Regions from separate parts of the Mus musculus genome. Here all the other regions are linked to region 3. The links are chromatin loops, found by intact Hi-C in ENCODE. Cell type or tissue: heart. All regions are shown on one strand. Region 1 overlaps Gpa33 (glycoprotein A33 (transmembrane)). Region 2 overlaps Creg1 (cellular repressor of E1A-stimulated genes 1). Region 3 holds the start of Pou2f1 (POU domain, class 2, transcription factor 1). Region 4 holds the start of Dcaf6 (DDB1 and CUL4 associated factor 6). Region 5 has its middle 5.7 kb from the start of Tada1. Region 6 holds the start of n-TPagg2 (a tRNA gene). Region 7 overlaps Rcsd1 (RCSD domain containing 1).

What was found. Hi-C counts contacts between places; a loop is a spot of excess contacts. Peaks named below come from ENCODE experiments on the same cell type or tissue, not always from the same donor. Only the 100,000 strongest peaks of a DNase experiment are listed, where the experiment ranks them.
Region 1: it touches region 3 in a loop (6-fold over the local background); 30 of 42 quality-filtered maps call a loop at or near these places.
Region 2: a loop joins it to region 3, with 5 times the contacts of the local background. A loop is called at or near these places in 17 of 42 quality-filtered maps.
Region 4: a loop joins it to region 3, with 18 times the contacts of the local background. A loop is called at or near these places in 7 of 42 quality-filtered maps.
Region 5: a loop joins it to region 3, with 8 times the contacts of the local background. A loop is called at or near these places in 13 of 42 quality-filtered maps.
Region 6: it touches region 3 in a loop (4-fold over the local background); 3 of 42 quality-filtered maps call a loop at or near these places.
Region 7: a loop joins it to region 3, with 2.2 times the contacts of the local background. A loop is called at or near these places in 3 of 42 quality-filtered maps.

Annotation. Positions count from the first base shown.
Region 1 is chr1:166,151,211-166,155,210 of GRCm38, reverse strand. It overlaps Gpa33 (glycoprotein A33 (transmembrane)), which reads right to left. Exons shown (of 7, transcript NM_021610.2): 3 at 2,427-2,643. Among named protein-coding and RNA genes, the nearest start is that of Gpa33, 23 kb to the right of the region's middle. In heart, a CTCF peak has its summit at 1,635 (motif pointing right); DNase peaks (open chromatin) are centred at 830 and 1,620; H3K4me3 peaks cover 765 bases; H3K27me3 peaks cover 822 bases.
Region 2 is chr1:165,769,371-165,773,370 of GRCm38, reverse strand. It overlaps Creg1 (cellular repressor of E1A-stimulated genes 1), which reads right to left. Exons shown (of 4, transcript NM_011804.3): 2 at 3,439-3,558; 3 at 2,555-2,739. Among named protein-coding and RNA genes, the nearest start is that of Creg1, 7.6 kb to the right of the region's middle. In heart, a CTCF peak has its summit at 1,601 (motif pointing left); a DNase peak (open chromatin) is centred at 1,600; H3K4me3 peaks cover 680 bases; H3K27ac peaks cover 1,110 bases.
Region 3 is chr1:166,000,319-166,004,318 of GRCm38, reverse strand. Pou2f1 (POU domain, class 2, transcription factor 1) reads left to right here and starts at 1,685. Exons shown (of 16, transcript NM_198932.3): 1 at 1,685-1,757. The coding sequence starts at 1,697. In heart, CTCF peaks have their summits at 845 and 1,572 (motif pointing left); DNase peaks (open chromatin) are centred at 868, 1,498, 2,578 and 3,018; H3K4me3 peaks cover 3,502 bases; H3K27ac peaks cover 3,600 bases.
Region 4 is chr1:165,459,372-165,463,371 of GRCm38, reverse strand. It overlaps Dcaf6 (DDB1 and CUL4 associated factor 6), which reads left to right and starts at 2,909. Exons shown (of 19, transcript NM_028759.1): 1 at 2,909-3,241. The coding sequence starts at 3,145. Mpc2 (mitochondrial pyruvate carrier 2) reads right to left here and starts at 2,112. Exons shown (of 5, transcript NM_027430.3): 1 at 1,861-2,112. The coding sequence starts at 1,969. In heart, CTCF peaks have their summits at 2,131, 2,761 and 3,655; DNase peaks (open chromatin) are centred at 1,531, 2,211, 2,821 and 3,721; H3K4me3 peaks cover 3,110 bases; H3K27ac peaks cover 2,931 bases.
Region 5 is chr1:166,371,484-166,375,483 of GRCm38, reverse strand. No RefSeq gene overlaps it. Among named protein-coding and RNA genes, the nearest start is that of Tada1, 5.7 kb to the left of the region's middle. In heart, no CTCF peak of the experiment used is centred here; no DNase peak of the experiment used is centred here.
Region 6 is chr1:165,639,376-165,643,375 of GRCm38, reverse strand. n-TPagg2 (a tRNA gene) reads right to left here and starts at 1,742; the gene lies at 1,671-1,742. It overlaps n-TPcgg2 (a tRNA gene), which reads left to right and starts at 1,034; the gene lies at 1,034-1,105. In heart, a CTCF peak has its summit at 1,805 (motif pointing left); DNase peaks (open chromatin) are centred at 155, 855, 1,365 and 1,725; H3K4me3 peaks cover 2,897 bases; H3K27ac peaks cover 2,019 bases.
Region 7 is chr1:165,658,595-165,662,594 of GRCm38, reverse strand. Rcsd1 (RCSD domain containing 1) reads left to right here. Exons shown (of 7, transcript NM_178593.3): 4 at 3,151-3,222. Among named protein-coding and RNA genes, the nearest start is that of n-TPcgg2, 18 kb to the right of the region's middle. In heart, CTCF peaks have their summits at 1,644 (motif pointing left) and 3,795 (motif pointing right); DNase peaks (open chromatin) are centred at 1,644 and 3,764; H3K27ac peaks cover 729 bases.

The DNA.
Region 1 (4,000 bases), 150 kb before region 3:
CTGCAGCATCCTGCCCGCCCGCCCGGGAGTTAGCAGACCTGAGACTGGCGGTGAAGGGGAGGCGAACCTACCCTCTGAGCATTCCTTCCTGCTGTGGTTCTCTCTCCCTCCTGGGCCGCACACCAGAACCTTGCAGGGCCCTTACCTAGCCAACCTCACTCTCAGGCATGCCTTTAGCAGGAGGCGCAGCGGCAAACTCCCATACACTCATTAGACTAAGTGGTGGAATAGCAGAGGGACACCACCCACCCCCCAAGCTAGTTTTTGGTTGGTTGGTTGGTTGGTTGGTTGGTTGGTTGGTTGGTTGGTCGGGGCGGGGTGGAGTTGTCGGATACAGACAGAAGTGGGAAGGAAAGTGCCAGAGACCAACTGCTGAGGCGTAAAAGGCAAAGGCGCCTGTTTGGAAAACTAGCACCTGCTTCATCCACTCCTTGGGTGTGGTCTGAACAGGAACTCCAGAAACTGCCCGCCAGGGTGATGGCCAGCAAGAGAGATATGCTTTCAAGAGGACTGAGTCGAGATCTTTCGCTCCAGGCCCTTGACCACAGGCTCTAAACTTCCTGCGGGCCCTGTGCCAGGCACACCCGGGCCCTCTCTCTCCAGATCTTCAGCGCCCCAATCACAAACAGCCGGGATCTCGAGTTAGATCTAGTTTAAAGAGCCCGCGGGCGGGAGCCAAGAGGACTGGCGAGGGAGCAGAAACTCACAAGGGAGAGGGTCTTGTTCTCACGTGGCCTGTTTTACAAACAGAAGGTTACCTGAGTAATTACTGAGGGAGAGGCCATGGAGGGTGGGAGGGGATGTGTTAGGCTTCAAAGCCTCTCAGATGCCGTCTGTTCCCTTTGAAGACGTCAGGGGGCGCCAGAGGCCAGGACAAGGATTTAACACCTGCCGCACAGGCTGCTGAGTCTTCTGACTTAGGGGCTTCCTGCAGGTGAGCTAGACAAGGCTAGCTCCCCGGGGCTAAGGTCGGAGTTTCCTGCTAGCCTCCCCAGAATGAGCCGCCCCGTATAATTAAAGTCATTCTCTTGTAAAAATTATCTAGTTATATAGACACCGAGAAAGAAAACTTTTCACAAAGAATATTGCTGGGTTTATTAACATGTAATTTTTTTTAAAGCAAGAGGTTAGTTTCAACGAATTCCATACTCTCATATTAAACGTGTAGCCTTAACTCTTCGGGTTAATCTGATTGTCTTTAAAAGTAGGTGGTCCTTGATGTACGGGCCGGAGTTTGGTTGGAGGACCAGCAGAATCAGGTTTCAGATTTACACCGATTCTTGCCATTTGTTTGAAATCCTCTGTCAAAAAAGGCAGGCCAGGTATTTAAAGAACCCAAATGTTATACAAGTCTGTGTATATATAATCCTCATATGTATATATAACTTATGATTTTTATTCATACCTCTACACAAAGTGAGATAAAGGGGTATATTGTAGTATTGCTTGTTCAAACAAGAGCTAAAAAAAAGCGTTGAAACCTGAGGTGTTCACGGTGCGCTGTCAAGAAGCAACTTGCTAAGTGCTTTATAATATCTCACGTCTTCACAGGAAAGAGCAAAGTGTCTGAGTGTGTGGTGTGCGTTGGGAGAACGCCGGGCGAAGTCTAAGACGCCTGCCTGCATTACCACTGGTTGCCACATGGTGGCGGGGTGGAAGAGGTCTTGCCTATTCTTTAGGCAGCATTAGTTGATAACCGCAGTGTAGTCTGACACGCTATAAGGCTTTCTATGAGTCCAACAACTACCACATACAATTTAAAAGAGCTTCTGCCAAGTAGTGTAAAGGAAAAAGAGGAAAAAGGATCCTCTGTTTTGATGCACAGAGATGCTACCTCCCAGAAGTGGGGCCTTGCTCACACTGCACATAGACTAGATTCTCATTAAAGCAATCCCAGTAACTGGTTTGAGGCAATTACTTCCTGTGGGCCTCACCTACTCAGAAATTAAAGCAGATGAGTTTCCTCGCCTCTCCAAAACTATAAATTCCAACAAATTCTCCTGTGAAAAGGATGCTATCCTGGGACATACTTCCCATTGGTTGGCGACTGTGCCTTTGTTAGAGGAAGGGTGGAAAAACTGGTGTGGAACAGAGTTGAGAGCAGGGAAAGAGTCACCTATGGGGGTCACGATTGGCCCTGTGAGTGCCACACAAGATGAGAACCCGTGTATTGCTTGGGGGATCCCCTTCACTTCTTTTCAGTAATGAGTTTGGAAGGGGAAAGAAGAGTTGGTATGGAGGGCAACGAGCAACGGGAGCAAGGGGTGACTCCAAAGCCACACCTCTGCCCTCAGAAACACCCTGCTAGCCACCGAGAACCCCCGGAGAGCATTTGAGAGACAGAGGGAGAGACAGAACCATGGCTCTGCTGCTGACAGCGCCTCTCTGCCCACCCTCCTCCCACAGGAAAAGACAGAGACACTCACCAAGGACCAAGAGGCGGACTCGAGACTTGGCGTTGACATCCTGGTCCGACATCAGTGACACGGAGCACTCGTAGGTGCCATTGTCGTCCATGGTCAGCTGGTCGATGGTGATAGAGGCATTTGACAACTCAGCATCGTTAGATACTCTCACTCGATTCTCATAACGGTTCCCATAGATGTATTTCTTTGTCACAAAATTCCAGGTGACCACTCTTTCCTGAGAGAAAGAGGAAATGTCTGTCAGGACCTGGTGTAGACCTGCCCTGACTCAATCTTCGTCCCCCAGAGCAAACCAACAACATGTCAAACAGAAGGGCAGTACCTGCTGGTAGATTCCTCTTGTTATCTAGCTAGATAACTTTAGACTTTTAAAGATTTGCTTTTGAGCTTTAGGGACTGGGGTTGTAGTTTAGCTGGTAGTACTTGCCTACCACACGTAAAGGCCTGGATTTGATCCCAGTGCCGTGTAAACTTGGTGTTGCGGCGCGTGCCGATCATCCCAGCATTCCAGAGGTGAAGGGAGGGAAAAGTTCAAAGTCGTCCTTGGCTATGTAGCAAGTTCTAAGCCAATCTGGGAGGCATGACACACTGACTCAAAGGAAAAGCACAAAACAGCACCGAGGCACACACCCTGGGAGACCAGTGTGCACAGAAGCACACACCCTGGAATACCGGTGTGTAAATGAGGCTGGCTCGGATCCCAGCACTCACATTTGTGACCAGCCTCTCTCTCCTTGGTTCCCTCTCAGCCCATGGTTTATTCTCACCCATCCCTTCCTTCATCCAACACCCACAGTGCACCACCATAAGCCAGGTACCACACTAGTTAACCACTGAGTTCCAGCTCACTTGGTTCTGACTATTGCCCTTGGAAGTTGTTTATTTATTTATTCGTTGGTGTTGACGAGGCAGCACATTAACAGCTTAGACCACAGGCACAGACCAGGCTGCCTCAGTCAAATCCTCACCCTGCTGCTAGCTGAATGGCCTTGGCCGCTCTGAGACTCTCTTTTCTCACTACAAAATGGAGATGTTGATGATAATACATCTCCTAAGATTGTGCTGAGAGCTAAAGCTGATAATACAGGCAGAGCAGTTGGGGTCTGCCTGGCGTTGTTTCTACCGTGACTAGCCATTATGTCGGTCCACCATGTCCAGGGCATACAACCCGTGAGTTCTTCCCTCAAAAGTGAGTTTGAAACCAAGCAACCAGGGTATCTCATGATTATAACATAGACTGGCCACTTGGGGGACGATTCCTACGAAGGCTGATAGCTGCTTTGAATCTCGAAAGGCAGCTGTGCATTAATCGCATAAAAAGCTAGAAGGCTGGAGCAGCGTGTGTGATATGTTAGACATTGGAGGCAAAGGAAAAAAAAACAAACAGCAGAAATCGGCAGTGACAACCCCAAGGGGCACAGTGTGAGTAGTGACAGATTGGCGAGAGCCGAGCTTGGACAATAAAGGCCATAACTACTATTTACGATATGTATGTCATTATGCTGCGCACTGTTCCAAGGACTGGATACTTGTTATCGCATCTAACCCACACACTCGTATGCAGTAGACCTTAT
Region 2 (4,000 bases), 230 kb after region 3:
ATCATTTCAGTGTCCTGGCCATTAGCTACAGAAGGCACTGTGCTAATTAGAGAAACAGTATCTTCTGTGGTCCATGTGGGCAAGCCTGGCAAGGTGACCTGGGGAAAGCCTAGGATACCACAAAGACCCCATTGGTGGTTCCCGACAATGTGCAGACCCCAGTCTTCATAGACTCTGAAGTGGCAATGAGTGGCCAGAGGTACTTGGGGACAGGAGCCTCCTTCCCTGGTACTCTGCCACTGTGGTGGGATGCCTTGCCCTGGTCTTTCATCCTCCCCACCCCGCACTCCCACCTCCTGCACTCTCCCCCTGCACTCCCCCCACCCCCAATCAGAGCAAAGGCTCTCTGCCTTATCTTTGAGCTGCAGAAAAGCACTTACCCGGCTACATAACAGAACGGGAGCCTCTATTTTACACACTCAGAGCAAAGACTTATGGGAAATCATAATTTTATTTTGTTATTAAAGTAAGCACTGCCCAGGGCGTGTTATTTACACAGAGATAACTGCTCTTCGGAGATTGTGATGTCCTGGGAAGGTAAACTCTGACCTCACAGAACAGCCCATCATTCTTACTGCCACTCTCCTCCATAACGCGCTTGCTGGTAATAATCTGACAATCGCTACCTCCTAAATCCTATCAAGGAGGAGGCTCGGTCAGCCCCGGGAGGGTCAGCAGCCTGCGCCTCTCCTCCCACGCACACGGCCACAAAATCAATACTGGGACAACTGGATTCTTTAGACAATTTGAAAGTCTGTGTTTCCATCAGCTGGCTATATGCAACTGCCCCCAAAACACCTACCATGGGCCATGCACCACCCTCGACCCTGCTCGGAATACAGAAATACCAACAACCCCGAGTTTGCTGTTAAAATGTACATTTACGGCAGGGAGCGGGGTGGTGGTGGTTAGGGGGTTACATAGCTTAATATGAGCTGTTCTCTAATAGCATGAAAACAAAGAACACATAAGCACTAAGAATTTAAGGTCCGGGACTGAAGATTCCTTGGTCCCACAAAGAAATAACCTTTTCCCAAGGTTGGGCGTTTGGACAAAAGCCGCCATTCCCTTGGGACTTGAAGAAAGTTCCTGCTTGCTTTCTCCTTATCTCTGGCAAAAGGAACAAGTGTGTCTCCATTAGCATACGCTGGGGCACCTAAGAACTTGTCAAGGTCGGTGCTAGCCTCTGGGCACCCTCAGTCCTGGCTCACAGATCCCACCCAGCTCTCGAGTCTTCCCCCACCCCCACCCCCACTCCACCCCCACCCCACCCCCACCCCCGTTCTCTTGTTCTCGTCTAACCCTGGAAATCCTTCCCTGCTTTCCCAGGCGACAGCCTTGGCTGTTTATTGGAATACAGTTTTCTCTTTTCACCCACAGATCGGCTACTTTGGTTTCTTTACTGCGCCCATACTCATTCCGTCTTGACTTATAAGTCCTACTATCCTCCCCCATCTCTCCACAGAGTTGTCAGTCATTGCAAACAGGAAGTGAACTAAAAGATGAACCTGGCGTCCAGCACGGGGTTAGGGGTCAGAAGAGGGCTCAGGGCTAGGACGCCCAGCGTTTGAATCCCAGCACTGCCACCTGCTGGCTGAAAGGCGTTATGCAAGCGCCCCCTTTCCCAGGCCGGCCCTTGTTTTACAGCCTAGCAATCAGCGCTCGCTTCACAGGGGTGTGGTGAGAATTTCAGCTACGAACAGGAAGCGATTAGGATAGCACAGACCAGCAAAACACGCTCAACAGACTCTAGCTGCTGTAGCACCTCTTGGGCTTGTAGATAGATGTCCTATATTGCAAAATCCAGTGTCACTTAGGGAACACTCTAGTCCCTCCCATTCTGTCCTCTGACCCTTGACCTCATTTGACCTCACTCCACATCTGACCACTCCCTTCTTCCCGGCCCAGGCCATCTTTAGATACTGTTCTTTTCTACTTCCAGACTAGATGTACTGGGGACCAAACCCAGGCCCTTGGGCTGAGCTATGTCTCCAGCCCTTAGTAATTTTATTATTGTTTTGCAATGCTGAGATTCACACCCAAACCCCAGGGCCCAACTGCTAAACTTGAACTTAAACCTCCCGTACTCTTTTCCTTTCTCTCCAGTAGCCCCTTTGGAATCAACTCCATTACCTCTGCAGGCCACAGATCCCTTCCAATTGTGTTATAGTTGTGGGTGTAGAAAATGTCATAAAATATAGACCCTAGGCTTCACTACGCTGAGAGCTACAGGCCCGTTACTAGGTCCCCCTTGTTGGGCTTGTTTTTGTTTCAAACACAGTTTCATGTAACTTGAGCTGATTTTCAGCCTTCCAGGCTGGCCTTGAATTGCTAATCCTCTTGCCCTTGTCTCCCAAGGTCTAGGGTTACAGGTGAGTTTACTAATTCTGCATCTGACACTGATGAGAGGGATTAAAGGTGTGTGTTCCTATGCCTAGTGTCTTTGTAATCCCATGTGTTTTGTAATTTTGAGAGGTGGTCCTAGCAGGCTCAGCCTTGGGGGTGCTGGGAAGAGCTACAGTCCGGCAATGGTGGAAAATGTATAATTACTTACTGCAGCGTGACGTTAAAATATTCTTCAGGTGTCACTACTTTAGGTCCACCAAAGTAGTCCAAGACCCAGATACGGCTTATTTTTAATTTAGCAAAGAACCAGTTATGGCTGGAAGGCCAGTGCTTCATCTCAGGGTGTCGAACAAACAGCGAATCCCTTGCATAGTCCTCTTCTGTCTTGTTCACCTGAAGGACAAACAGGAGATAAACAGGCCGTTCTAAGGACACTTTTATCTTACTAAGAAGGGGTGGTTCTCACACCACAAACTGCCTGGCACCTCGTTCCGTTGCAAATTCTGATCTTAAGAGTCAAGAGCGTACAGGAAGCCTAAAGAAAACAGAGAAACGTGCCCTTTCAAACTTGTAATGACACACACAAATAAAGCAGGAACCATGATGGGGGTGGAGCTTGGCTGTTCAACAGTCATTCCAAGCTAGCACTGTCCATGGCCCAGAAGCACTGGCTGTCACCCAGGCCTGAAAGTGCCCTCACACCTACTCTATTCAATGCATGTGCAAGAAGGGCAAAAGTGCTTAGAAGTAGCACTTGGGAGGCAGAGGCACGAGGACAAGGAGCCCCCTGAAACTAGAGAGCAATGGTTCGGAATGAGCAGCTGTTTTTAGCCAGAGTGTTTTATAAGGAGCCTTCCAGATGTTACATCTATTTGGCTCCAGGACAAGGGTCCTTTGCCCCATAAGTACCCTACTGGACACACCTATATGACAGACCCTGGTCAGGGCCTTTAGTTGTTGAAATCTGTGTTAGGACATATTCTTACCATCTGCCCACTCACAAATCAATTGCGTTTTATTCTCCAAAGACCCCTCCCTTGGTTTTTAATGCCACCACATTCTTTTAAGCCCATCTCTCTTCGTGGAACTTACCTTGGTCACAGTTCCCGACATCATTATATGAACACACAGGGGACTCTGGGGATCAAATCCATGATTCCTACAGTAGACAGTCTGTGCTAAAGACATAGTCAGCGTAGCCTCTGGATTTTCCTGAAGAGAGAAAAATAAAAATCCTTCATTGTAAAATACAGTTTCTGGAGAGGTACACACTTTACAGCCCGCAGTCAAACTATCCCCTGGAACTGACTGCAGCTCACTTCCATGAAACAGTGAACTGTAACCCACTGGGGTGGGGGTGGGGTGACCCATGGGTAAAAACCTGTCCCATCCCCACAAAGTGTGTGTGGAGAGGTGTCATGTTTTAAATTAACAAACTGTAGAGGATGTTTTAGCATAGCTAGTCCTATCAGTTCCATACTTATCAGAATTATAAATAAAGTACCCCCTAAACTAGGGCTGGAATATCTACAAGATTAAGCTCTAATTAAAAGAAAAAAGAAAAAAGAAAAACTGCATAAAATGACCACAGGTGCTCGCACGGCCTAATTGCACAATTTAAACAAGAAAGTAGCTGAATCATGCTGAGTGGCTA
Region 3 (4,000 bases):
GAAATAATTATAGGGTGGACCAATTATTTGGTTTAAGCAGTCATGTGCACACCCTAAGGCTTAATTACTTCGAATAAATCAATCTCACCTCAAATCACTAGCTGTAACAGACAGACAGTTTTAGGTGTACTTGTGCAGAGTAAAGAATTCAACAAGCAACCTCGGGCTCACAATGAAAACTTTAACCGCTAAAATAATTGCTTCCAGGTAGGGATCTGTTTATTTAGGGTGTTTAGGGCTGTGTGTGTGTGTGAGTGTGTGTGTGTGCAGAACCTGCAGTTTTACCCAGTTGAAACTTAGGAATACCCCTCTCAAGGACAGCCTAGGACCTATTTATTCTTACCACACAATATTTTTGTTTTTATCCTTAGAAATTTTTTTAGGAAAATCTTGGGACTTGTCAAGAATTAGTAAAATAGATTTGGGTCTTCATCCAGGCCTTTTTTTTTTTTTTTTTTTTTTTTTTTTTTTGCAATAAAGGAGCAATCTGGGCAATATTTTGGCTAATTACTTAGGAAGATGGTCACAAGAGGAATATCACCACCCCCACCCCCCGCCCCCCGCGATCGTATTTACTGAACGACAGAGCAAAGAGAATTCGTAACCGTTGGCGCTATTGCCAACTTGCATGGTTTTAATCAGGTCAGTTTACAATTAGCCTTTAAAAGGTGCTCCAGAAGAAAAAAAAAAAAAAAGAAAAAAGAATCCCTACGCAGATGGGGTCTGTTTGTTTCGCACGGGTGGGCGCGTGCAAGGGCGTCCGGGCGACTCGGACGGCCGCTCCCACAGAGGCTGGGCCGGGCACGCGCGACAAGTGGAGGCGACTCTTTGCCTGGCTAATTAGAGCCGCCAGGACACGCCCCCAGGAGTCCGCCCGCCGGCCCCGCCCCGAATCTGCGGCGTGGGCTGAGGCGCGGGGCGGGGATTAGCTCGGATTCAAATTTAAAGCGGGACGTCCGCGCGTGGCCCAGCAGGTGCCTCGTGCCCGTTGCCCGCCGAGGGCGTTTCCGCCCCCACCTGCACACAGGGCCGGAAATTACCTCGGCGGGGAGCGGTCCCCTCCATTGTCGCAGTCAACTGCGAGGGAGTCCTGAAAAAGTGCGCGGCCGTGGAGCGCTCGCTAGTCCCTCACGCGTGTCCTCGCGGCGAGACGCCGGGCATGTTGCCCTTTTACAGTACCGCCGTGGAAACCCCGAACTTATCCGGGAGGGGACTAACACGGAAGACGGGAAGCCCATCCCGAGACGTAAACAAGCACTTGACATACTACACTTTGGGGTGAAGCCGCGCTCCCGGGGGGAGGGAGGGGGCGAAGAGACGCGCATGCGCTTCCTACCTCTCCGGCGCGTGGAGAAAACTGCGCGTGCGCACAGCGGCGCGGACGGGAGGGGGAAAGAAAAAAAAACAAAACAAGGAAGAGATGATTGGCAGGTTAGGGGGCACTTTAGAAGCCTGAGGGGGCGGGGTCCCTGCAGCCTGGACGCGCGTGCGCACCGCGCGCGCAGGGGGGTGGAGCTCTTCCAAGGGGGCCGGCGGAGAGCAGCGCCGGCCTCGGGCGCCCCCTGGCGCGCGCCTCGGGAGAGGAAGGAACGGGAGGGTGCGGAGAGGAGGGAGGCGGCGAGCAGGGCGGGAGGGGGAGGGGAGCGGGAGCGAGGGAGGGTTTATCGACCGGGCGATTTTGGTTAAAATATTCAAAATGGCGGACGGAGGAGCAGCGAGTCAAGATGAGAGTTCAGCCGCGGCGGCAGCAGCAGCAGGTAATCATTACAGCATTTTACATATTCATATTCATACTCGAGCCGGGCTCCCGCTGCCCCCCCCGCGACTTAGCATAATTTATTAGTACTCAGGATTATTATAATTAACGGCGAGGAGATGGGGGGCCGGGGAACACAGCCCCCTCTGGGCGCCGAGCGGAGGGGGAAAAGGAGCTCGGAGCGGCCGGGCGGAGGGGGAAGAAGACCCGGGGCAAAGGGGGCTGTGAGCCACCGCGCTCCTCCTGCCCCCGGCCCACCCCGCGGCTGCCGCGCCGGCCCGCCCGCCGGCACCGGCCCTCCTCCTCCGCCGGCCGCCGCCGCCTCCTCGCACGGTGCCCGAATCTAAGCGGGTCCACGGCAGGCGGCGGGGCCGGGGCACCGGGAGAGGACAATAAAGACATTTTACATATTCATAGCTGCTGGGCTGGCGGGGCGCGGCGGGGTGCGGGCGGGAGACCTGGACGGGCGGTGGGGGGGCGTGGAGGGGCCAGAGGTGGCGGCGAGCACAATGCCGGTGGGCGGCGGGGCCCGAGCGGACCCCGGTGGCCGGACACCCGCGCGGCGCCCCCCCAGGATTGGGAGCCGGCGCGGGCTCGGGCTGGGGAACGCTGCTCGCTGCGGGACGCACCGGGGAGTGGTGCCCTGCCCCCGGCCGTGCGGGGGGTCCGCGTGGGGCCGAGCCCGGGGGTCACGGCCCGGGGCCCCTCAGCCGCGCCCTGCTCGTGCCCGGGGCAGCGGCCTGACCCCAGCCAGTCCGTGTCTCTGGTTAGGGGCAGCGTGGCGTGGGCCCTGTGAGCTGGCCTTCGGGTTGTGAGCTCGCTCTGGGGTCCCCCGGACCCTTTGGAGGCTGGGCTAGGTGGGAGGAACCCTCGGGGAAGTTCCCCTCCGTGGAAATGGCTTCGGTTGTCCGTGTGTCCCGGGCCCTCACCCAGAGGTCCGCGCTGCTGTGGGTCGCGCGGGACAGTTGGGTTGGAGGTGCTCGCGGGGTCTGGTAGCTCCTCCGCGCACATCCCCCCCCCCCCACGCGCTGGTAGCCTTGGGGACCCTCTCGCTCTGAGGCCTCGGAGCTCTCGGAGGTCACCCGAGAACTGGACCGTAAAGGATTGCCCTCCTGCCCTCAAAGGGCTGGCCTGACAAGTTGATCATATTCTAGATTTCTCCTGTACTGCGGGGAGCGGGGGTGGTGGCTAGACACGGAGATCCCCCTCCCTGACTGTGTGTGGTAGTGCTTTCTAGCTGCGTGCTGGGTCTTCTCTACTTGCTTCTCATTTGAATAATGTCTAATTCAGGGAGGTTTATATTCTTGAAATGGCCGCCTGGCTTTCCCCGCCTCTCATGTTTAGTAATTCAGACCTTTAATAACAGCCACTCACAGCCCAACGCCGTGTTTATATTTTACATTCGCCCCATGTGCTTTTGTGGTTCGATATGATTCTTTTTTTTTTTTTTTCCTTCTCCTCCTCCTTGGCAATCCACAGGACTCTGAGATCAAACCCAGTCTGTGCTGGGAAGACAAGGAGAGAACTAGGCCTGGACTGCCCTAGTTGCCTAGGCCCTGTTCTCTGCTGCTTGATTTATTTACTAATAACCAAAATGACTCCCCCATCAACTGCCACTCGAGTCCCCTCCTCCGCAGGCAAAACACATCCTCTTGGGGACCTTCCAGCATAAAAACAGCTCCGAGCTAAGCATCAGCTCTGAGGTTGGCTTGTTTTCTTCTAAAAGGAGTTTATCTTTCAGTTCATAGTATGTGGACCTTATTTCCAATTTACAGAGGCTTCTGTGAGCTACTGGTTTAGTACAAATACAGGACTTTGTTGTGGGAATAGTCACTCTCTTCCTGAGTTAACTCGGTCAGGCTATGTAAAGATTTGTAGTATTTGTAAAACCGGCAGACTTCCCTTTCAGGAGTGATGGAGTAGCGAGGTATTTTAGAAAGTCCGGCTGACAACACTTGGATACTCTCTCAGCAGGGCTGCTTTTCCAGTTTCTGCACCAACTTGAAGGGAGGCCGGCATTCTTGTGCTGTTACTGACATAGACCTGCCTGTTTTAATTGCAGCAGTATGGAAAACAGAAATGGGGTTATGTTTTCCTTGGTCATGGTTAAATGAGTGAAAATAGAAGATAAACAGAGGCATTGTGTCCACTCTGATCTTGGAACTTGCTTAGCCTGCTGGCCTCTTGCTTTAAGGTGTCAGAATTGATTTTTGTTTTTTCTAGGCTTAGGACATTTGGCCTATG
Region 4 (4,000 bases), 540 kb after region 3:
AAACCAAAAACAAAACACAAAACAAATAACCAACTAACCAAACAAAAAGATTCCTAAGGTTTGGGGAATTCGTTAAAGTCAAGATTTAACCTGCCTCTGTCTTCCAACTCTGTGTTCCTTTTATTACACTTAAAACAGAATTAACCCAAAGACTTCCGGATGAAATGCACAAAATACTCTGTACAGTTTAAGTACTATAAACAATAATTACAAGTGGCTAAAAGCCAGGGTCTTGAAAAAGATCAACAAAAGACTACTTTCCAATTCTCTGTTAGCTTAAGTGCTTTAAAACTGAGCCTGCTCCACACTGTCCTCACTCCAAAGCTGGAGGGTAAGAATTGCCAAAGACCTCAGTTGATTTTGTAACATTCTGATCATTACATAGATTGTCAAATTATTATCTTCTGAAAATCTCTGCCATAAAACATAACAAAGCAGAAAAATGTAAAAACTAATAGGTAACTAAACAAACTTCATCAATAAAGTTCCTTAAAACAAGTTTTATAATGGTTTTCATACTGCAGTAATGCCATTAAGTGTTAAAATTACCATCTATGCAGAGGTATAGACCATTCTGTTATTAGAGTGGACACCAGATTTAATAACCAGCCCAGGCTCTAGAGAACTGCCTCATCCCTTAGAACTAAACCTTCCTCTGGGCATGGTGGCCCACACCTTTAATCCCAGCACTTGGGAGGCAGAGGCAGGTGGATTTCTGAGTTGAAGGCCAGCCTGGTCTATAGAGCTGAATTCCAGGACAGACTGGGCTATACAGAGACGCTGTCTCAAACAAACAAAGAAACAAACAGAACTAAATCTTTCTAATATCAATTGTAGACTATGGATTTAATCTATGTAAAGGCAAAGTTCACTTTTTTGTTAGCAACTCCATTTTTCCACTGTGAGTAAATTTTTCTATTTGCTCAATTTTATGCTTGAAAGACTTCATAATATAATCAGATTTTAGTCCTCACCCAAGTATTACTATCACCCATTTTGTATTAGAAATAAACTAATTTAATAACTGTGATAAAGAGCTAGAGGGACAGGGGCCTTCCAGTTTCTTAAAGAATTATTTTAACTACAAGAATTCTTATCCAGTACTTGTGACAGCTAACATCCTCAAAGAATCAAGCATATGTTATTTTTGATTTTCACACTGAATACATTTTATATGAATTAAGACAGAGGTATAGAATTTTGCCCAAGGTCACATCTTGGTGAGCGGTGGAACAGAACTGTATTCATATCTGCCCACATAAAACACAGATATAACCTGGTCAGTGATTGCATAATGACTGGCTTATTATACTGGGTCTATGGAACCAGGTTGACATTGACTGAACCGGGAAGGGGAAGGGGATGGGGGTGGGGAGCGTCCAATTTTGGGGAGGGCTCACTTAGCAGGCCTCTGCCAAGAGGAACTAAAGTATGACCTTTACTCCAAACCCTCTGCTGAGACCAGACAGACACCTTTTCAGCTCTACCCCACGTGTGCGTTAGAAATTCACGGAGGGAGAAAGGGGAGGAGAAGGAGGGTTTCATGGTGGCCCAAGACCCCTTCGTGGCTCTCAGGAGTTAAGTAAGGTTCAAGTCTGGAGGAGAGGTCGGGAGTGTGAGCAGTGTTTAAGGGAGCGAAGACATCAAAAGTCAACAAGGGCACTGGGTGCTGATACTCGGTTTTTGGAAAGAGACCTAAGATGAAACAAGGTGAAAGACTAGGAGAATTGATGGATTCCCTTCAGTGGCGAGATGAGGGCTCTGGGATTCCGGTAGCAACTCAACTGTCACAGGGCCTCTAATGTCCCGGTTTCGGAGGGAGAGGAACGATCTCCGTGCGAGCCGTTCAGGATTCATTACCTGCCGGGTGGTTGTAAAGCGGCCTCAATTTCTTTGGCAGCAACAACTCCACTTTATCCATGAGTCGGTGGTAGGTGGCCCGCAGGCCTCGGGCGCCGGCAGCTGCCATCGCGGCGGCCTAGGGATCGACAGCAGCAGGGTGGGAGCGCCGCTGTGTCCGCGTTCCTGGCTGACAACGAAGGGCGGCTCGTCACTTTCTCTCTGCAGCGCTGGGGCGTCCGCCTCTGCCCTAGGGCGCCCTTCCCCGGCTCTGGCAGCCAGAGGTGAAGCACCTAGAGGCCGAGTCCCGCAAAGGCTCAGGGGGGCGGAGCTCAGCAAAAGCCCGCCCCGGCCCGCCTCCTGCGAGCGGGTTGGGGAGACCGAGGGGGAGGAGTCATGGCAACAGGTGCTACAGAGGTCGCCGTGCTGGGGCCGCTAGAGCTAGGCGGGCGAGGCGTTGCGCAAGCTTAACGGCCTGCTCTAATTGGCTGGCCTCACAGAGCGGAAGAGGCGTGGCCAGAAATCATCTCCTTCCGGCCCTGGAGGCCATGTTGGAGAGGGGAACCTGAAGCCGCACTTCCGCCCGGTCCCTCACTTTGACTAATAAGCTTTCTGGGCTTCCCTCTCCCGAACTGAAGATGACGCTGGATACCTGTCGGACTTCCTCTTATTTACTTATTGTTTTTGAGTCGGTGTCTTCGCTGTGTACCCCAGGCTGGCTTGGATCTCGCTATGGTCCAGCCTCCCGACTGCTGGGATTGCATGCATGGGTCATCACGCCCGGTTTTTTCCTTTGACTCGAGAGGCGTGAGCAAGACAACCTCAGCGGCTTCCGTCATGCCTCTCCAATCCATTAAGGAGTAGGCTAGAGCGCCCTCAAGCTCCTCTCCTAGGGTGAGGGCAATCGTGACGCACAGCGGCTTCTGTTGCCCGTGTGCATCCTCTCGCGAGAAGGGCCGGGAGGGGGCGTGGTCTAGGGAGGAGAGGGAGGAGCTCGCGGCCGCCTCCGCCTTCGCCTCCGCCTCCCGCGGGAGGGGGGTCGAGGGAGGGGACTGTTGCCGATCTCTAGATGTTCTGGGTAGTCTGAGGAGAGTATGAGGCGAGCCGTGGCCCGGGTACCTCTCCGCTCCCGGGGAGAAGGCGCGGCCGTGGCTGCCGCCCTCTGAGTCGCGGCGCCGGCGAGGCCCCGGGGCGCGCGCATGGTGCTGGTGCCGCTCGGGTGTTGATCGGCCTGTCCCCTCCCTCTCTTCCCCTCCCCACCCCCCGCGGTGGTCTCCCCTTTCCCACCCCAGCCCCTGCGGAGCCATGGCTCGGAGTGGCTCCTGCCCGCACCTGTTGTGGGACGTGAGGAAAAGGTCCCTTGGGCTGGAGGACCCGTCCCGGCTGAGGAGCCGCTACCTGGGTGAGCGGGGGCCCCGGGGCGGCGGCGCTGAGGTCGCCGCCCAGAGGTGGGGGAGGGGGCGCCGCCGGGGCTGTTGGCGACCGGACCGAGCCCCGACCGGGGCGCCCCGCAGGCTAGGTCTCAGGTGGGATGACGGCGATCCGCGCCCGCTCCTCCTAAGGTCGGGGTCCCCTTTGCAAGCTGCCAGGCGCGGCTCAAGCTGGGCTTCCCTCGGAGAGCCGGGCCGTGGGGAGGCGGCACTAAGCCCGGAAAGGTGTTGGGGTCGCTCGTGGGCTGGGACTCCGGAGAAGACTCCGCGAGCCTTACGGAGATGCCACGTTGAACGCCAAAGTTGGCGCTTTTGCTTTTCTCCGGAGCTGTCCCCGCTCAGCCGAAGACCTCAAGGTGTTGCTTGTCCACCTTCTTCTTCGGCTTCCGCAAGGGGTTAGATGTCGCCCGAGAGAGACGCTGTTGACCACCCTCAGGGACTTGACACCCCAGCCGGGCTCGCTGTAAACCGTGGCGCTTAGCCCAAACCTAAAAGAGATCGCGGAGCCCTCCCCACCCCCGCGCCTTCCCAGGTCCAGCCTGCTGTCAGTCCCGTAGACCTCTTTTAGGTGGTGTAAGGTTTCACGTTCCTGTTCCCACCCCTGGAAAACACACTTGGCATTTTCTGTTTCTTAGTTAAGCTTTCTAAAAACAACCTTCAGGACTGTGGACGCAGGGTTCCACCTTTTTCGTTCTGTGTACCGTGAGTTTTGTTGAGTGTGTTGGGTCATG
Region 5 (4,000 bases), 370 kb before region 3:
AGAGTTACATTTAAAATGTTTTTATTTAGCAACTATGGAGAAGTATTCTATTATCTATCCTATCCTGTGAGTTCAGAGTTCTGTATCCAAATCAATTTTCTATCCTAACTTGCATTATCAACCTACAAACATCTTCTTAGATCTAGAACATCCTCTTAATCCTAAACAACTAAAGCTTATGATAAGAGTAGTCTTCAATTGAGGCTATCTAGTCTCAATCTGAGATTTGAGGAGAAAAATATATATTACCCGAATATGCAGGAAGTGCAGGGATGCAGCTTCCAAAAATTACAGAAATGACAGAGATAGCTACTGCTTTGACAGTCCCCAATATTCTCTAAAACATTGGAGCATCATCTTCAGCCTTCTGGCCCAGAATGTCTAACAGATCTTTTGTGAAGCAGGAATTATGAAGGAGTTGCTTGTCTTGGCAGAGCTTGGCGGTGACTTCCCTGTGTCTGTTTGTCCTGGACATCATTTTGTCTACAGACGAAGCTAAGGCATTTTCTTTGCCTGGTGGTTAGCCTGCCACAAATTAAGCTTCCAACTAGAGGTCCTTCAATGCTCGACATCTTCTTCTAAGTCAAATGGGATACTGCCAGGAGCTGACATGTCTCCATGTCAAAAAAGCCTTACATTAAGTTTTTAAAAAAACTTTAAATACCATATTTTGTGAGTCTCTGAGGTTTCTGAAGACCATCTACCTATTTATAGCATACCTGAACAAGCAAACGTTGCCTGTTTCTAGCTATTTATTACTTGTTTAAACCAGCATGTACATTTCTGTGATAATCCAAACTAGTATGTAACAGACCATTAGTTTGACTGTCTGACCATTAACCTGCATTTCTCAACCATCCCTAACAGTTTGCAATAGCATCTACTAAAAGTCTTGTGAGTGCCCGACTCGCCAGCAAAGCAGATGCCACACCAGGATCCTTCTGCACACGTTTATTGGGAGAGCTTGATTGCAGAGGCGAAAGAACCCCAAGCCCAAAACTGGTGCTGCTTATATAGGCCTAGGAGAGGCGTGTCTCACACCCGGATTGGTTATGCTTTCCACCTTATTTGCATGTTCCTCATCTGATTGGTTATTCTCTCTCAGTACCTCATTGAGCCTCATTATCATACCTCATTTGCATGTCTCTCATCTGATTGGTTATTCTCTCTCAGTACCTCACTGAGCCTCATTATCATACCTCATTTGCATGTCTCTCATCTGATTGGTTATTCTCTCTCAGTATCTCATGGAGCCTCATTATCATGCCTGGTCCAGGCAGTGACTTGGTGAAAAACTTTACTGCATATGTACACATTGGTTGTTTACCCAAACTTATGCATGGTGGCCAGCGGTAGCCAGCGCCACCCTGCAACGGCACATGTGGCTTCCCACATAAAAGAATTGGGATAAATCTTGCATTTTCAAATGATCTGCATAGGCTTAATATCTATATAATAGTTAAAACATGTATACATTATGTTGTAACAAAATTAACCTAAAATTTTGTATAAATATACAAAGATTCATACCAATAAAAACCTTAGACCTGTATAAATATACAGTGATGCATATCAATGTAAATAAAAATAATCTCATTTGAGAATATCAAGAGCTGTAAGTTGAAGAGTAGATTCAATAATCTACCTTTTATACTATTAATTCTATATGATAATTCTATATGATAATTCCATACCCCTCTTTTCTTCCCAAGCCCTTCCTTTTATCTAAGAAAAAAGAAGCGTAGAGAAAAGGAAAGGGAAGATAGAAATCCCCAAGGCTCCCTATTCTGTTTCCTCCCTGTCCAAATTATTTGTAACCATCCCCTAAAATGACAACATATATATAACTCATACAGTGACCAAAACCACCCAACCCAACTTAAGGGACTGGGACAATGGTTTTATAATTGCTTCCTGCTAATGTTGGACATAGAATTCCTTTTGGGGGACTCAAGAAAATTAGAAAAATGGTTAGTCTTAAGAAAGCTGCTGTCGTGTTTGTTGTCCAGTCTCTATGTGCTGAGAAAGTTCAGGGCTTAACACAAGTCCTCACTGGATCAGTCTGTGATTCTGGATCAAGTGAGCTAGCTGTTTTGAAGCTGTTCTGAAGGCAAGTCTTTAGAGGAAACAGCGTTGCTATACTCTGAAGTGGAATCAGGCAAGAAGCTGGGCCAGCAAGCCTCGGCATCTCAGCATCCCCAAGGCTGAGTCTTGTTAGGGCTGCATTCTTGGCCTTCCATTCTGCAACACACAGACTTTAATAAGCAATATATAGTTCTCTAAGGACATTTGTACAGAATGCGCAGTGCTCACAGATCAGTTAAAGATGATTTTCTGCTCCTTGTTTGAACAGTTGAGCTAGTTTGGATTGTAACCGACATTGCAGTAAATCTCTATCTATGCCTTATAAACGGGTGGCAAAGATTTGTTGGCCATGTATAGCTGAAGTTATGGCTGGAGACATTTCTAAGTCCCAGTCGGTTTCCAACCAATTTGTTCCTTATAAGGGACCAGCCAGCATGTATGTTGACTATCTGGAGCCTTTTGATTTCGTTCTTCTCTGTCGTCAGGATCTCCAGGAGGTCTTTACCTATTATGTCTGGTTTTTGTCAATTTAGAAGGAACACATAGCTTTTCTTTTTCTGTGGAAATATAGATATAACCTCTCCCCCAGCACAACAAAATTCCTCTTTTCCATTCTGAGGTTAGGACATCTCTGAAATGAACAGGCTGGTTTAGTTCAGCAGTTTTCCCCATATTCCAATTATAATTTCTGTTATAATTATAACAGCTCTAATTTCTGTTTGCTAGCATTCAAAAAATTTAAAGTTAAAAAAGTACTATACAAATCTGTTTCTGGGGGTCTTTGTTCTCCCCTTTTGCTTGTTAAGCATCTCTTTAAATACTATTAGATCTCACTATAATTGCTTGTCCTGTAAGAATATGTGGTATGCCTGGAATACATTTTATACCATAATGTGTTTAAAAAAATCCTTTCATTTTATTAGAGACATATGCTAGAGCATTGTCAGTCTTAATTTGTACAGGTATCTCCATAAAGGCAATAACTTCTAATAAATGTGTAATTACAGAATCAGCCTTTTCAGAAGTTAAAGTAGTTTCTCACTGAAATCCTGTATATATTTCTATATTATAGCACACATATTTCAGTTTACCAAACTTTATAAAAGGAAACACAGCCAAATTTCATTTCCTTGGGTGCCTTAGGGTTACTCCCTGTAGGTAATGGAGTTTGGTTATATGTGGAACAAATAGGTCTTTATAATCTCCTTAGCTTGCTGGCAAGTGGTAGAAAATTCTTTTTTTAAACCTGTTAACATGTTTTTTTTTTTTTAATAAAATTCTGTAGCCTCTGGCACACTCCCTATCAATAGCTGGAAAATTGTATCATTACCTTGTTCTAGAAGATCCAGTAGATCTGTATGGGATCTGATATGTGCTATAGAATGGACTATTTCTATTTCTGATCACTTGTTTAGCTGAATAAACAATGAAGTCAATTTGGAATCATCCTGAATACGTTCAGCAATTTCTGTTTGCTTGAGTTTTTTTTGGTTTTTGGTTTTTTGCTTTTTCGAGACAGGGTTTCTCTGTATAGCCCTGGCTGTCCTGGAACTCACTTTGTAGACCAGGCTGGCCTCGAACTCAGAAATCCACCTGCCTCTGCCTCCTGAGTGCTGGGATTAAAGGCATGCGCCACCACTGCCTGGCCGTTCAGCAATTTCTACATGCAAAACAACTCTGCATGTTGAAAAGTATTTATTACACTAAGAGAGTCTTAAAAATCTAATAACACCATAAAAATTGCATATAACTCTGATTTTTTAATTGAATTATAAGGACTCTCAACCACTTTACTTATGTCTTCTGACTTATATCCCACCTTTCTCAATTTATTTGCATCAGTAAAAAATGTAGGAGCTCCAGAAATTGGTGTCCCTTTTATTATATGAGGGAGAATCTAATTAGTTCTTTTATA
Region 6 (4,000 bases), 360 kb after region 3:
TCATATAGCCCAGGTTGGCCTTAAATATAGGGACTTGAGATACAGAGAAGTTTGGTAGCATGGGGGGGTGGGGGGGATGGAGGAGGAGGAGCCGAGAGGCTGGCACGAGCCAATGAGAGGACAAACACGCCAGCTGGACTCTCTGAGAAGTCGGACCAGGATACAGGACAAAGGACATATGCACTGAATCCATGGTAGCCTGAGGATGGAAGAAAGGATTTGAAAACGCGGAATGGCTACAATCCTACCCTAATGCATTAAGCATGGTGAGGCGTGAAGGTTGGTAGGAGAGAGCAGGGACTAAGGCTAGCCCAGTTTCGACGCCTGGCTGGGGACAGAGACCAGCCTCAGACCCTGGAGTAAGGAGTACTGCTGGGCCGGACAGTAGGACCTAAGGCTCAGATTTGCCGGAGGGAGATCTGCCTCACTGCCATTGTGCCCCCACTCCCCCACCCCACCCCAGTCCGTCTCCCCGCTCCAGCCCCTATGGTCCTCCTTCCAGGAGCGCGGGGGTCCTTCCGGGAACTCCACAAGGTCTCTGGACCTCTGTCCCTTCCATTGCACAAGGGGACAACAGGAGTGGTTCAGGGACTGAGCATCAAATGGCTTCAGTACAAACTGCTTACTTAATAAGTTGGAATTTCGGGGAAGATCACTGCTCCTAGTACCCCAAGATTTCGTCCCCTGAGCAAGGCTGCGGCGCGTTCCCTTCCCTCGCCGCGCTCCGGGCCTCAGGCACTGATTCTCTTCCGGCCTGATCCCTTCCAAGCCGGTTCCCGGCGGTGGCCGAGGACCGGATGCCCGTCGGCGAACCCAGCTCGGTTCCGCTGTGAGCGGGCGGCACCCGCAATCCGGCTCCAGAGCCGTCCTCTGGGCAAAGGCGCGTCCTCCCGGCCTTCTTCGGCCCGGCGGGAAGGGGTTCCGGGCCCCAGAGCCTCGGAACCAAAAGAACTGTTCGCGCGAGATGGTTTCCGGACCAGGTCAGCCCCGCGGAAGCCTTAAGGGAGGCCCTGAGAGCGTCGTCACCGAGAGCGGCTCGTTGGTCTAGGGGTATGATTCTCGCTTCGGGTGCGAGAGGTCCCGGGTTCAAATCCCGGACGAGCCCTGGTTTTACTTTTTTTTTTCTTTTCGTGAAAAAAATTTACATATTGAAAATTAAAGTTGTTTCATTTTTCTCACGCATCTCATCCAAAGATCCCAGTGAAACTATTCTGAACTCGGCTGTCCATCTATTTTATTTTCAAAAGCTAAGGACCAGCTGACCTCCGTGTGGGTCAGCAGGGCAGGGCACTGAAACACACTCCCAATGAAGAAACCTGGGAGACCCGGACGGACGCTCACACACGTGGCATGAGTGTCGGGGATTGGCACTGCGACGTTCCAGGATCCCTGGAAGCCGCAGCCCCGCTTCACGACGGAGAAGCCCAGGCACGGTGGTTTAAACCCGGCTGCAAACTACCAAGCTCCCCGGTCCCTACACTCGCGCTTCGATCGGATTAAGCGAGGCAAAGGACGTGACTGGAAAACTTTTATGCTTCCACGTTATTCCTTTTATTGTTACTTTAGTGTAAAGTGTGCTTGGTGTTTTTGTTGTTTGATTTTCAGGAACAATTTTAGGTTTCTGTGCATTAACGTATCAACCAAAAAAAAAGAAAAATTAAAAAGCTACAGGGCTCGTCCGGGATTTGAACCCGGGACCTCTCGCACCCTAAGCGAGAATCATACCCCTAGACCAACGAGCCGATGTGTAGCTGGTTCTCCTGTCATCATAAAGGTCTATTGAAATTCTTAGCTGGCGCCCCCGTGTGATCATTCATATATAGTACCGTTTATTTTCTTTGGTTTATATGTTACAATTTTAATTTTCCCTTTTCTCTGTTTTATTCTTTGACAATTAAGTGAGCCAGAAAGCGCAACGATATCATTACTAGTTTAATGCTGACCTATTATCTTGAAAACCTGAAATCTGTTTTTGTGGCTAATAAGCTATGTGTGACAACATTCCCTGGGCAAATGCCAGTTACTGGGTTTTCAATGTTGCACTATTTCACACTTGGCGGGTTCGATGAAATCGTCCATTCCTTGGCATGACATATTTTAAAGCACTCCTCTTCAAATCCCCACCTGTCCGTAAAGCTGTTCAGGTTTTTGGTAAATTCCAAACTCCAAATTTCATGGGCATGGAGGAATCCTTTGACATACTAAAGCCGATACTTTACTAGAGTATAGTCTCACTATACAATCTTCAGTAGTCTGGAACTCACTATGTAGACCAGGCTGGACACAACTCACAGAACCCCACCGAATTCTGCCTCGCAATGGCTGTGATTTTTATATTTTTAATTTAATTTATTTAAAAGCATTCATCAAACCGGGCCTGAGTTGCAACACTTGACTCCCATAATTTCTTGGGGGGCGAAATACCCAATACCAAACTTAAATCTATTGTTTAAGTGGCAACTAATTGTGTAGTTGTGGTCTGATTGCCCATGATCCTTAGCAATGAAGAAGTCACAGCCTGTGGTTTCTTCAGCAGTTCACACTGTTTGCTAAAATTGAAACAATATGAAGAAGAGCCTGGCTCCTTGGTTCTGTATTTAAAAAAAAAAAAAGTCATAGCTTCTTAACTATATTAAGTCTTTAAACATTTCTCTTTGATGCTTATGATAGACATTTAGGATAATATTCAGTAATTCTAAGTGACTACAATTTGTCCCAAATTCCTTATCAATATACACTTTGGTACTCTGAGGAAGCATAATTGAGAATCACCATCCTACCAAATAGCTAAAGGGGTAGGAAATAACAGGCAGTGGGCTATCCTCAACAGACTCAGTCATGTCCTGTCCTTGGCGTCCAACAGTGCACCTTGCTCATTCAGCCAGCAAGCATTTGGCACACAGTGGTTCCTCACCCTGATTGTCAAAAAATTTCCCCCTAGGGTTTGACACTAGAAAAATTACAGCACTGGGATTCTAGCATGCAGGCTCCGCCCTTTGTTTTATTTGAAACTGTCCTAACTTGAGTCTTTAATTCTTAGGGCTCCAGGCAGGAACTCTGAGAATACTCTTTAAAATATTAATGAGTTCTGGATGCCAGGATAGTTTATTCATGAAAATCTAACTGGGAGAAAAAAAAATGTGCCCCGACACCAAAGAAACCTCTACTTCCTAAAGGAAGAAGCGGTTATTACTAAAACAACGTAATCCCTTAGTATTTACAAACTAAAAGTCTATGCTGTCCATTTCTTCTTGAATTCACCAGAGCTAGCAGTTAGCATCTTCTCCCCATCCAGGGCAGCCCGCTGGAACTTAGAACATCCTCAGACCTTTGCAGCCACACTGGCCTTGTTCTCCTGCACACTGCTATTACAAGTGTGAGCCACCATGGCCAGCTAAGGAGTTTTGTCCTTTTCTCTCTACATTCCAGATACTAGACCATCTCATTTATCTATCGTAGCAGTGACGGACGAGACTGATGATAGAAAGATTCATAGTAGCGGATGCCTTCTGGTGGAAAAGCTTCCTGTCTTGGTAGAAGGAATGTGATGCGTCCGTGCTGGTTTGCGCTCGTCAATTTGACAGAAACCAGAGTCACCTAAAAAGAGGGAACCTCAGTTGAGGAATTGCCTCCATCAGATTGGCTTGTGGGCACGTCTGCGAGGCTTGACCTTATTAATGATCGCTCTGAGGAGGCCCAGCCCCCTTTGAGCAGTGTCACCCCTAGGCACGTGGTCCTGGGTGGTAGAAGAAAACAGATGTGAATGAGCCGTGAGGAGCAAGCCCTTCAGCAGTATTCCTCCATGGTCGCTGGCTCTGTTCCTGCCTCCAGGTTCCATGAGTTCTTGCCTTGGCTTCCCTCAATAGACGGTAGGCTTTTGGTCATGGTATCTATCATAGCAATATAAAACCAACCAGGGCGGCCTGTAGTCCAGTCCTGGGGCACTTCCTTCCTTAGGATGAAGTCCTTGTGAAACAGGATGTGGATGGTTTTAGTGTTC
Region 7 (4,000 bases), 340 kb after region 3:
TTACGTGCCATCAAGTCCATTCATTGGCCTGAATCCGAGTTCTGTCTTTAGTAACCACATGGTAAAAGGAAAGAACCCACTCTCAAAGGGTGTTCTCTGACCTCTACACGCATGCAGTGACACACGTGCAACACACACATACACACACACACAATAAACAAACAAATTAATACTAGATAAGTGTGATTAAAGAGCAGTAAACTTGGTACTTAGATATGGCTCAGTGGTTAAGAGCACTGGCTGCTGTTTCAGAGGACCTGGGTTCTGTTACTCCAGTGCCAAGGAATCTGATGTCTTCGTTTAACCTCTCTGGACATCGGTGCACAGAGTTACATGCAGGCAAAGCACCTGTACACATAAGGTTTTTTTTTTCAGCCAAAATAAATTCTGAAACATTTAAAGGGCCGAGAAGTCACAGCTACCCCCCCGTTGAGTAGGTGCGGAGTCCTGGGTCCACCTGCTCTGGGAATAACTTCCCCTCCACTGAACAAGGGTAGTCTTGTGAGGTGAGAAATCCCAGGGGCTGAGTTTAAGAAACTCTGTGTTTTTGTTGGGTCCCCACCAGTGCTGTCATCATGGTGCTGTGACTTCATGGGGTTCCCAGACAAAGCTATGACCAGCAACTTCTCTTTACTGAGGGTCAACTTCTCCTAGCAGCTCTTCCCTGCTGAGCTTGGCACCTCTGCTGTGGTATAATGGGCTGTGGCTGCGGCCATCTGAGCTGTCCCCTGATAACCTAGGCTTGCCCCAAGAGGACTCATTGCTCCACACTAATACCTTATTTGTAAAATGAGAACGAGAACATCAGTGGAGGGGGCGGGGGATGCAGAAGCGATGCTCATGGGAACGAAAACAGATGCAGTGGGTCGGGTTTGTAGTGACTAGAGTATACAACTTCATTTCAGGGACTTTATGAGAATAGAAATTTAGAGCTTTCCTTGAAAAGTTAAACTCGAGGAATGGCCAAGGGATAGAATGGTTTTAGATTGAAAATCCATTCTGGAGTGAGATGCTGTGTGTTCATGACAACATTGCCCCCAGGGTTAGTCACTTTCTTTTTGCCTTGAAATTTACAGAGTAGGGCATCACGAACCACAACAGTGATGCCAGCACTTCGGAGGATTGCTAATTCAAGACCAGACTGGTCTACATAGCAAGCTCCAGGCCAGGATGTCACAATGAGACCTCTGTCAGAAAGAGGGTGCAGTTCACCTGCCTGGCAGGACTAAATGGAGGTGTTACAAGCCTTTGTAGTGTGTGCAGCCTACAGGAGCACCTACATCCCACAGGCACAGACGTTGCTCACACATGGGGGTGGGTAGGATGGCTGGGACTCCTATATATTCTGTGTCTGAGATGTGGAGTCAGCCCCAGAATTTCACCTACAGACTACAGGCAAAATGACAAGTTACCTTACCTGGGAAAACCAAATGACAGGGTGTTGAAAGGACATGAACACCACTCCATCCAAAACTATCAGATCAACAACTTATATCATAATACATTATTGGGATGGTATAGCAATACACATAAACATAAAAATGTATGAACACCACGTTGGTTCATCTCCACTGACTGACTTAGTCCCACCACTGGCCTGATGCCTGTGATTAAATTATCAACTAAATGTTGCCATCTGCTGTCCATGGTGTGAATTACATTGGCAGTTGTACGGGGCTTCATTCTGTTTTGTAGTCAAATCAGTACAGGGTCCGCAGTCCGACATCTGCTAGGTCTCTAGTACTGAAATTATATCACCTAAAGTGAACTTTGGTAGCAAAATTTTTGCTGTAGTTTCTAAAGCTGAAACTTCCAAAACACCATTCCCTTGTGAAGACCAGAAATTAAGAACCTCCCAGTTGGGACAGGAGGATCTTGACACTCACTAGAAACAAAAGGGTCCATGACTGACTGCCTCAGCAAAGTGTCTGACGAGGGAGACTCACAGCGATAATGGCAACCCAGAGCTTGAAGGGAAGGCCTCAGCATCCTTTGCCTTAGCCACCACATCCTGACAGGACAGGCATCCATCTGCCCACCAAAAGCAGAGTCAGAAGGAGGCAGGTCTCTGAGTCCCAGTCATCCACTGCCCCACTGCAGCATACTCTCCCTCGACACTGGGAGTCGACACCAGCTGAGTCGGTCTCTCTTCTTCTACAACTATAATATAACCAGATGTCTCAGAACATTACCCAGAGATCAGCAGTACTTCTCTTCTTATGGTTTCCATACACTCATATATGGAGACAGGGGTGGGTTGGAGTGGCCCAAACTATTGGAGAAACCCCTCCCGTGCTTGGCCTTGTCTATCAACCTGAAAGGCGTTTTCCGTTTCTTCACCCTCCCTTAATCATTACGTGGCTGCTGTCCTTCTTGCATTGTAGTGGGAATTTAGAATAAAACCAGGCACCAATCTGGAATTATACATATTTATAAATATGTAATCTGGAAGCAGGAATGATTCCTGGTGTGCACTGATCACAAAAGTAATTAGCAGAGTATACATAGTAGAGAGAGCAGCCTCTGACTGTTAGTTATGGGAAGAAACTAAATCACCTTCATCCTCATATAACTAACACAATCCGTGGTGGGATTGGTAGATACTTAACACACACATCGGCCTGTTTATATGAATATTCAGTGTTGGGGGAAATTCTGGCATATGAACCACGCTGTTGGTGGAATTTTCCAAAGTATTAATCCAATGGAGGGGCTTTAATAATACCTCTGCCTGATTTCATTCCCAGCCTGTGATTTATTGCTTTGTTTGTGACCAGAGAGTGGATGGCCATTTTGCCTTTGGTCTGTGAAATTCCCTCCAATTGTTAAGTTGCCTCGCAGAAGGCCATGAGGTGAAGGCCTTGATCCCCACAGACGTAGTTTTTCCTCCTAATGACAATGAAGTCATTCTTCCTGGGATGGGAGGTTTCCTGTGATATGAATGTCTGCCCCGACTTCTCAGCTCAAACTCGTGGTCTTCCTTGTGATGAGGTGAGGGGGTGGGAACAGCAGGCCTGTCTCCTCTAGGCCTGAGGTAAGTGGTACGGCACCAAAGCGGTGATGGCTTAATAGCCCACCCTCTCTTCTCCCTCCTCCCTCCGCCCTCCTCCCTCTAGCTCACTTGGTCATTTTGGTCTGTTTGTCCTGTAGAAATCACCATCCGGCGCCAGCCACCCACCTAAAATCAAGGTGAAGAGCTCACCCCTGATCGAGAAGCTTCAGGTATGTGCAGAACACATCCTGCTTCCCACACACTCCCGTGACATGACATGACGTGACGTGACGTGACGTGACATGTATGGTGCTGCCCCTTCCTTCCTGTTATCACATGGTACTTAAAAACAAAAACACAAACAAAAAGTATGGCCTGGGCTTAACAGTGCTGTTTCTCAGCTTGTGAGTTTTCTATACATCCAGTTCTGTCCTTCAGAGATTCTCAAGGCCATCAGTCTTGCCTGGGGGCGGGGTGGGGGGATATTGTGATTTGGGGTATTTATTAACCAAGCAATGCATGAGAGTAACCAGAAATCATCTATAGAAGATTGTGGAGGTCGGACTAAAAGTTGGGACAAATAGAGGACCAGAAATGGTATTTAGATTTGCTAAAGCTCATACGGCAGCTATTAAGAGAAAGATCCTGTATTTGGAGTTGGGTATGTGGGATTTTCTGGTGCTCCATCTGCCTCTCTTGCCTAGTCCCCTCTCTGGGAGGTCCTCCGTCTGACCCGCCCAGTTATATCAGAAAGATTCTATTGTGTGGGATTGGAACTACAGAGAGCAGAAGCAAGATGTGTGCCCCTAGAGGGCGCTAAAACTCTGTGGCCTGGTGATGTCGAGTGCTTGCTTAGTGTGCAGATAGGCCAATTCAGTTCAAAGTTCTATTCCTAGCACCTCAAAAATCAGCATGGTGGAACAAGCCTGTGATCCCAGCACCCTAAAGGTAGCAAAGGAGGCTCAGAAGTTCAGGGTCATTCTAGGCTAATTAGTGAGTTGAAGGCCA